2 separate regions of the Homo sapiens genome follow, and region 1 is linked to region 2. Evidence: chromatin contacts called from ENCODE Hi-C or POLR2A ChIA-PET data. All regions are on one chromosome and are shown on one strand. Each heading gives the region's core, a stretch centred on a gene start or an enhancer-like site at or near the end of the contact. The rest is flanking DNA. Distances are from core to core; before and after follow the strand shown. Region 1 holds the start of PCGF6 (polycomb group ring finger 6). Region 2 overlaps NT5C2 (5'-nucleotidase, cytosolic II).

Region 1 (4,728 bases), core at 318-2,817, 240 kb before region 2:
CACCTCGTCTGTGTTCAAGTGATTCTCCTGCCTCAGCCTCTCGAGTAGCTGGGATTACAGGCATGCGCCACCATGCCCGGCTAATTTTGTATTTTTAGTAGAGATGGGGTTTCTCCATGTTGGTCAGGCTGGTCTCTAACTCCCAACCTCAGGCAATCCGCTTGCCTCAGCCTCCCAAAGTGCTGGGATTACAGGCGGGAGCCACTGTGCCTGGTCACATTCAGCTCTTAAATGTGACTTTGCCAGGCATTATTTGATTAGGAGCATTTGACTTCCCGAATCTTTCTTGCAGGCATCGTGACATTAGCTGGCATTATCTTAGCAAGGATAATGGTTTTTTTGTTTTTTGTTTTGTTTTGTTTTGTTTTGTTTTGTTTTGAGATGGAGTCTCACTCTGTAGCCCAGGCTGGAGTGCAGTGGCACGATCTTAGCTCACTGCAAGCTCCGCCTCCTGGGCTCAAGTGATTCTTCTGCCTTAGCCTCCCAAGTAGCTGGGATTACAGGCACGCGCCACCATGCCCAGCTAATTTTTGTATTTTTAGTAGAGACGGGGTTTCACCATGTTGGCTAGGCTGGTCTTGAACTCCTGACCTCATGATCTGCGCGCCTCGGCCTCCCAAAGTGCTGGGATTACAGGTGTGAGCCACCGCGCCCGGACTAGCAAGAATAATGTTAAGCCAACTCCAAACCTCTCTTAATAAAATTGGGCAATGGGGTGGGTTGTACCTGGGTGGGTCTGAGTTTCTGCTACAGTAGGCCCTCAATAAATGTTTGTTGGGCCCGGCGCCCTGGCTCAGGCCTGTAACCCAACACTTTGGGAGGCTGAGGCGGGTGGATCACCTGAGATCAGAAGTTTGAGACTAGCCTGGTCAACATGGTGAAACCCTGTCTCTACTGAAAATACAAAAGTTAGCTGGGCGTGGTGGCAGGCGCCAGTAGTCCCAGCTGCTTGGGAGCCTGAGGCAGAATCGCTTGGACCCGGGAGGCGGAGGTTGCAAGTGAGCGCCACTGCACTCCTGCCTGAGCGACAAGAGCGAAACTGTCTCAAAAAAAAAAAAAAAAAGCTTTTCGAATTCAATATAATGGGCTTTATGGGATGGGGTGACATGGATGATCTTTGAGTAGTGATTAGATTTTCACCTTGTATCAATACACTATATAATTCCTTAAAATAAATAAACGTACATACTTCAGAACAGGAACTTTATACTTCCTAAGGGAAATAATCTTGGATGGAGGTGATTTGCCACAGAGGAAATGCATAATTGGTACTCAAGTGGAAATGATTATTATTTGTGATGCAACGTCACATGCTACCTAGTTCAGTGCTCTGTGAATTAGGTGATGCAAACAGAATATTGTTGCTTGGAACGGTAGCAATTTTGCTGTTTTTAAAAGGCGGCGAAGAGAGCGTCCCCTTCCAAGGAGAAAATCTGGTGAGATTCCTTTAAAGTGCGGCCCGCGCGCCCCGCAGCCTGCCCCGGAGCTGCAGGGTTTGCGCCCCGCGGAGGTGAGGGCCGCTAAACCACATTTCCCGGCGAGCCCCTCAGGCTGCCGCGCCTGCGCAGTGGTGGCGTCCGAGGCCGGCCGAACTCCCGCGCTCTCCCGCCGCCTCGCCTCGCCTGGTGTCTCTCCCGACCATGGAGGGGGTCGCGGTGGTGACGGCGGGCAGCGTAGGCGCTGCCAAAACCGAGGGAGCTGCAGCCTTGCCGCCTCCGCCTCCTGTCTCCCCGCCCGCCCTCACCCCTGCACCCGCAGCGGGTGAGGAGGGACCGGCGCCTCTGTCTGAGACGGGGGCTCCCGGCTGCTCCGGCTCCCGGCCCCCTGAGCTGGAGCCGGAGCGCAGCCTGGGCCGCTTCAGAGGCCGCTTCGAGGACGAGGACGAGGAGTTGGAAGAAGAAGAGGAGCTGGAGGAGGAAGAAGAGGAGGAGGAGGAGGACATGAGTCACTTCTCGTTGAGGCTGGAGGGAGGCCGGCAGGACTCGGAGGACGAGGAGGAGGTATTTAGAGCCCCCGCGCGACCCCGCTGGGCCCAAGCGGCGTCAGGGACGTAGCTGGCCCTCGTCTGCCGGGCGCCGGCCCGATCCTAGTGCGCCGCCGCCGCGCGGAGCACTGGAGCGGACCTCCCCCGACCTCTGCCCCGGCTGCCTAGGCGTGTGGCGCCGACAGGCCTCCGGCCCGGCCTGGGTCTTTACCCGCTTATTTTGTGAAGTTCTTGCAGGTCACTTAGGCTCTGCGAGTCCAACTCATTCGTTCTGTTAATAATTATAATTATTTTGAGACAGGGTCTCCCAGGCTGGAGTGCAGTGGCGCGACCATGGCTCACTGCAGCCTCCAACTCCTGGCCTCAGGCGATCCTCCCGCCTCAGCCTCCGGAGTAGCTGGGACTACAGGCACGCGCCACCACGCCGGGCTAATTAAACATTTTTTTTTTTTTTTGTAGCGAGGAGGGCTCCCTATGTTCCCAGGCTGTTCTCGAACTCCTGGGTTCAAGAGATTCTCCCTCTCTGGCCTTCCGAAAGATTACATGCGTGAGCCACGTTGCCTGTCCTGTATAATTATTGAAGCTACTGCTTACTAGGCAGTAAAGATCCTTTTGTTTTGTTTTGTTTTGTTTTGTTTTTGAGACGGAGTCTCGCTCTGTCGCCCAGGCTGGAGTGCAGTGGCGCGATCTCGGCTCACTGCAACCTCCGCCTCCCAGGTTCAAGCGATTCTCCAGCCTCAGCCTTTAGAGTAGCTGGGACTACAAGGCGCCCGCCACCACGCCCGGCTTATTTTTTGTATTTTTAGTAGAGACGGGGTTTCACCGTGTTAGCCAGGATGGTCTCGATCTCCTGACCTCGTGATCCGCCCGCCTCGGCCTCCCAAAGTGCTGGGATTACAGGCGTGAGCCACTGCGCCCAGCGTAAAGATCCTTTTGAAACAATAATTTGGCTGGGCGCGGTGTGGCTCACGCCTATAATCCCCGCACTTTGGGAGGCCGAGGCAGGCGAAACACGAGGTCAGGAGTTCAGCCTGACCAAAGCGGTGAAACCCCTTCTCTACTGAAAATACAAAAAGTAGCGGGGCGTGGTGGCACGCGCCTGTAATCTCAGCTACTCAGGAGGCTGAGGTAGGAGAATCACTTGAATCTGGGAGGCGGAGGTTGCAGTGAGCCGAGATCTTGCCGCTGCACTCCAGTCTGGGCGACAGAGGCAGACTCCCTCTCAAAAAAAAAAAAAAAAAAACGGAAAGAAAGAAACAATAATTTATATTGTGTTATTATTGTAACTTTCAGTAGTCTTTTAATGGGTTGGAGGTGTATGTTTCCATGTTGCAATGACATTTTGAGATTATGGTTTAAGGTTTTGAAGAAGGTGGACTGAGCGCGGTGGCTCATGCTTGTAATCCTAGCACTTTGGGAGGCCTTGGCGGGTGGATCACCTGAGGCCAGGGGTTCGAGACCAGCCTGGCCAACATGGTGAAACCCCATCTCTACTAAAAATACAAAAATTAGCCAGGCGTGGTTGTGCGCGCCTGTAATCCCAGCTACTCGGGAGGCTGAGACAGGAGAATCGCTTTAATCCAGGAGGCGGAGGTTGCAGTGAACCGAGATGACATCACTGCACTCAGCTTGGGCTACAGAGTGAGACTCTGTCTCAAAAAAAAAAAAAGAATTTGTAAAAGGCAAGGACTTGTATTTTAAAACTGTTTCCGTTTATTTGCAGCGCCTGATTAATCTCTCTGAGCTGACCCCATACATCTTGTGTTCCATTTGCAAAGGTTACTTAATAGATGCAACTACCATCACAGAATGTCTTCATACCTGTAAGCATACCGATCACATTTCTGAATAATTTTTCAGTTTTTGAAATGTCTTGAAAGCATCCTGACTTCAACATTCTTTTTCAACAGTTTGTAAAAGCTGCATCGTAAGACATTTTTACTACAGCAACAGATGTCCAAAATGCAATATAGTAGTACATCAGACACAACCTCTTTATAACATAAGGTAAGAAGAATATATAAATTACAATTGTATTTTAAATATACTTTTTCTGAAAGCTTGAAGTTATATAGTTGGAATAAATTATTGACCTCTCAGGATGGGTTCAGTGGCTAATGCCATAATCCCAGCACTTTGGGAGGCCGAGGTGAGTGGATCACTTCAGATCAGGAGTTCAAGACCAACCTGGCCAACATGGTGAAACCCCATCTCCACTATTAGCCAGGAGTGGCGGCACATGCCTGTAATCCCAGCTACTTGGGAGGTTGAGGCAGGAGAATCGCTTGAACCTGGGAGGCAGAGGTTGCAGGAGCCAAGATCGTGCCACTGTATTCCAGCCTGGGCGACAGACTGATGAGAGTATCTCAAAAAAAAAAAAAACAAAAAAACTCTTGACCTCTCTCAAAATTAAAAGGGAACTACATATTCTTTTAAGAAATATGTATAGAGCACTTACTATGTACTAGGCACTGTAATATCTGCTGAGGACTTAAAAGAGGCACAGGCCTTTTTCCTGAGAATTTTAATCCCATCACTTACTCAGGTTAATGAGGCTAGTTTAGGCTTTTCATTTCCAGTATATAGGTATTCCAAATTCTGTTTTTTTAGAAGTAATACCTGAAACAACTGGCCTCTTTAGTAAAGCCCATTTGTCATTAGCTCATTGTGGCTTATTATTCAAATTTCCAGTTCATACTCAGTTTCTTAAGAGAGGGAAAAATACTAACAGTAGATTACTGTTA
Region 2 (4,391 bases), core at 749-3,248:
TTTTGAAGTAGGTATTTTTTTCATTTTATTTAAAAATATTCTTCTAATATTCTTAGTATTTTTTAAACAAATAACTCTTAATTACCATTTAATTTTGCATTTGCTTGCAATAAACTGAAATTGGCAGTTGCTCAAACTCCACTTTACTTATTTACACATCTAGTTATTTGGGAATGTGTTTTACTTTGTATTACTAAAAGTATTGCTATGATATCTAGCTGTTTTAAGTAAATTAAAATTGAGGCCATTTTAGGAAATTTGCTTTGAAAATTTAGAAAGATATGAAAATATCTTTTTTAGGTCATTTGTGATCTCTTAGGTTAGAGATAGGATTTTTGCCTGTGTCTATTTAATGTGTTAGGAGGATTTTCATATAGTTTTGGAAAATGGAAAAAAGTCCTTGGGCATTTGTTTATATGATAATTGGAAAGATCTCACTTAAAATTTTCTCAGAGAAAAATGTGCGTTATCACCTTTTCTAGTTAGAGGCTTAGAGAACCAACATCATGTAGCCTACAGCTAAATAGATGAGCATGTTGATGTTGATCATTCTTATAACATAAAAGCAAATGACTATTCTTGGGTGGTTGGGTTGCATTTTTGGTTTTCATTGTGACTGTTGGTAGTGTTGTAATGCTTTTAGGACTTTTAGACATTGCATCTGGTCATTTCTGCTCTTCGGTTGAGTACCCCAAAAATCCAAGAATTGGAGGAGCCCAGTGACATGTTTTCAAAAACCTAAATGTCTCTAGGGAAAATGACTCCCTATAAAGTTAAACATAATGCATATCTTTAAAGTGTCAGTATATTTAATGGATTATGTATCTTCAACTCAGTTATTTTACTAGACTAGGTAGTTTCTTTTAACTTTATAGAGTATAAATTGGCTTACTAAGGGCAGATTTCCACTGACAATCAAAATTTAAAAATTTCCTTCCATTCCAAATTTAGATATCTGGTTAGATTTTTAGCAGTGTGCAGTTGATTCTAGTCATCTTGATAATGATGACTAGAATCTTGATAATGACTAACCTAGTAGTTAGGTATAGGTAGACTCAGCTAAAATGGGTACTTGGAAGCAAGATGAGGCCACTCTGGTATTTGTATCCTTTATTCAGTCTGTTTCACTACCCATAGTTTAATTTTAAACACCATTTGCCAGCTGTATTCAGTTTCTATCGTGTTAGCCTGAAATGTGCTAGAGAAAATAAACTAAGACCAATAGACTTATTTTTCTGTTTGTCTTTCGACTTAACATTTTAGGATCAGACTTGGCTTGTATTCCAGACTCAGGGTGCCAGAAAAGTAAATAATACACAATAATACTTAGGCTTATCTTCAATACCCTTGTTTTGTTATGGCCAATTAGGCTAATTTTAGTGATGGTCAGAGGCTTCTAAATTGGAGGGCAGTAGTAACTCCTGTAAATACCAATTTCCAAATGGTATCTCTCTGTTCCAGCCCATCACAACAGTTTTAAAACCAGCTTTTGTTTTTGTTTTTGTTTTGTTTTGTTGCTTTTTGTTTTTTAACAGGAGAGCCAGTGTAACTCCTTCAAGACTGGAGTGACACACACTGCATCTGCATCTGCCTCATGTGAGTTCTCATTTTGGCAGCAGCACTCTGCTAGGCTGGAACCTCTGTAGAGGTTTGCCCTTTATTTTTCTAAATCTATAAATTACTACATAGTGTGTCTTGGTGGCAATGGTAAAAAGTGCATGAGAATTCCAAACTTCTCTGCAGAAAGTTTTCTGCTCATTCCAAAGGGACTTTGTCCTTTAATATGTATTCTATCTTGTATGAACAGCATCTACTCAAAACAGAGCCCACAACTTTCATCCTGAAAACATAGTTATTTTTTGAAGAACTGTTTTTTCCTTGCAGATTATGGAGTAAAGAATATCTTTAAATGCTCTCAGTAACTTCAACTTTCAAAGCGTTGGTTGTTTTCTTTATAGTCTAATTATGTAACCTGAGAACACTGTGTGCTGTCCTAGTGGCTGAAGCAGTCCTCCTTTTGGGACTCTAGCCCTTAAAATAGCTTCTTCCTTTGTCTTCCGATATTGAGTAACTAGGGGTAGGCCAGAGTACCTTCTGGGAGAAGAAATAAGCAGATATTGTGTGAAGTTATGTTTACTCTGAAGCTATTGCCTGGGTTTTGGAACCACAGAAAGTCAATTGTGAGAGTTGAGCTTGAAGCTGTGCATCATTTACTTGCCACAGTTGTGGGAGAGAAATTGAAATTAGAGCCTTTGCAGCTGTGGAGAGGCATAAAGCTCTAAGTCTGAGGAGATATATGTGGTTTCCTATAAATATCTGAGGCTGGCTTTGTAGGGCCTGGTTGATTAAAAAAGGAATTTTATTTTTTATATTTTACTTTTATTTTTAAAGGAATGGCAGTACTTAGCTTCAGGAATTTTTGCCACCAGGTCACAATAAATATGTTTATCACTGAGGGACACTTAGAATAAAACATCTAAATTCATGCTCTGTGTGGCTGCAATTCTGCGTCTCCAACCTTGGTTGTACTATATAGCAGATAATTTAATGACCAAGGAGTTTGTGTTGCTGAAATGATTATCTGGGAAAATCATTTGTGATTATCTGGGAAAACTGACATTTTCTCATAAGCTTGTAGGTCTTACTGATTAATAGAGCTTGATGAAATAGTGTTGTCAGGGTAGAACTTGGACTCTCTTTATTAAATCCATTCCCACTTGTGAGTAGAGCAGTTTATTTTGGACTAGTTGAAAAAAATTGGAGGGAGAAGTGTATGTTTCAACACCCAAGCTTAAGTTTTGATGGCTTATGTAATCTAGAAATTCACTTTTTGCAGTGGTAGTATATATACCCTATCACAAAGAGCTTTTGTTTGTTTGCTTTTTGAGATGAAGTCTCACTCTGTTGCCCAGACTGGAGTGCAGTGGTGCAGTCTTGGATCACTGCAACCTCCGCCTCCTGGGTTCAAGCATTTCTCCTGCCTCAGCCTCCTAAGTAGCTGGGACTGCAGGTGCGAGCCACCACGCCCAGCTAATTTTTGTGTTTTTAGTAGAGACGGGGTTTCGCCATATTGGCCAGGGTGGTCTCAAACTCCTGACCTCAAGTGATCCACACGCCCCGGCCTCCCAAAGTGCTGGGATTACAGGTGTAAGTGCTGGGATTACAGGTGTGAGTTACCACTCCTGGCCTTACAAAGAGCTTTTGGAGACTCAAAGAGACCTAAATTTTGGCTTCAGCTGATGTTTGTACTTGCTATATAACTTCACGTCAGCAAATGGGGAAGATATATCATATTTTTAGGAAGTACTCTGAGTTCATTGAGAAAAAGGAAATTTAAAGTATTTCCATAGGTGGAATTTCTAGAAAGTCACTTCGGTTGAACACTTGGGAAATTCTGCCCTGCCAATAAATATAATGTGGCAAGTATAGTGTTTTTATTTTCTGCTATTCTAGGATTTGTGCTGTCAAAATGGGGATTTGAGACTTTTTCTCTCCTGTATTGTTTTTCACTGAAAATTATGAGTACATTAATTTGTGCTTCAAATCCAAATTGTCTCATAGACATAGGTTTTACTCGATAGTCACTCCATTGCTCTATAGTTACCTAATTTCTCTAGCTGGAGAAATTGCTGATTTAGGGGTGAGTGTGGGTGGGAGTAATTAAGGTTTGTTTTTTGTCTCCCACTCTTAAGGCATATCCAGCAAATTGTCCTTCTGAAAAAATTAACAATTGAAAACATTTTATATGGACCAAATCCTGTAAGAATAAATGTCAGTAGATTACCCAAATTACTTAGCTATACTGGAACTTTATTTCATTAAATACAGTTTGAAATAAATGGGGCCTTGGTTAGGATTGAGAAATAATTTTTGTTTTATGGAGATTGTACTAAAATGAGATTTACTTGCAACTGGGGTGGGAGCATGGGGCATTGAGGAGGGTAAGGTGAGAGTGGTTATACTTATAACAAATTTACAACAGTAGGTGCCATGCCTTATGGTTTTATGATACACCAGCTCTTACTCTATTAGTGTATATAGCACTTTATTTTTTTATCCACAGTGTACATCATATAGATTTAGGAATTCCACACTTAAGTCTTCAACAAGTTTTTTTTAGGGGGATGGGAGAGGATGAGGCAGGATTTAAGGGGAAGAAGGTAATATAGCCAGTTTTGAAAATGTTAGCCATGGCTGGGCATGGTGGCTCAGCCTGTAATAGCAGCACTTTGGGAGCCCGAGGCAGGCGGATCACTTGAGGTCAGGAGTTCGAGACCAGCCTGGCCAACATGGTGAAACCCCCGTCTCAACTAAAAATACCAGGTGTGGTGGCGGGCACCTGTAATCCCAGCTACTTGGGAGGCTGAGTCATGAGAATCGCTTGAATCTGG

The links. A loop is a pair of places that touch in the nucleus more often than their neighbours do. ChIA-PET counts read pairs that join two places held with the same protein, here RNA polymerase II (POLR2A). Pooled maps may share reads with other maps.
Region 1: a pooled map shows a loop between it and region 2 (3-fold over the local background). The contact joins the promoter of PCGF6 here to the enhancer-like site in region 2. A Hi-C loop is called at or near these places in 5 of 37 single-sample maps with no recorded cell type and 4 of 50 pooled maps. POLR2A ChIA-PET finds 5 or more read pairs at or near these places in 3 of 52 experiments (Caco-2, H1 and HEK293T).

The regions. Positions count from the first base shown.
Region 1 is chr10:103,347,979-103,352,706 of GRCh38, reverse strand. It overlaps PCGF6 (polycomb group ring finger 6), which reads left to right and starts at 1,567. Exons shown (of 10, transcript NM_001011663.2): 1 at 1,567-2,000; 2 at 3,708-3,807; 3 at 3,895-3,991. The coding sequence starts at 1,641. RefSeq lists a silencer at 1,439-1,668 and an enhancer at 1,834-2,339.
Region 2 is chr10:103,108,950-103,113,340 of GRCh38, reverse strand. The region is part of intron 4 of NT5C2 (5'-nucleotidase, cytosolic II); the gene reads left to right. Among named protein-coding and RNA genes, the nearest start is that of NT5C2, 82 kb to the left of the region's middle. Within about 2 kb of position 1,998, at least 3 of the 41 ENCODE cell types and tissues checked have a DNase peak (open chromatin) inside an H3K27ac peak, as active enhancers do.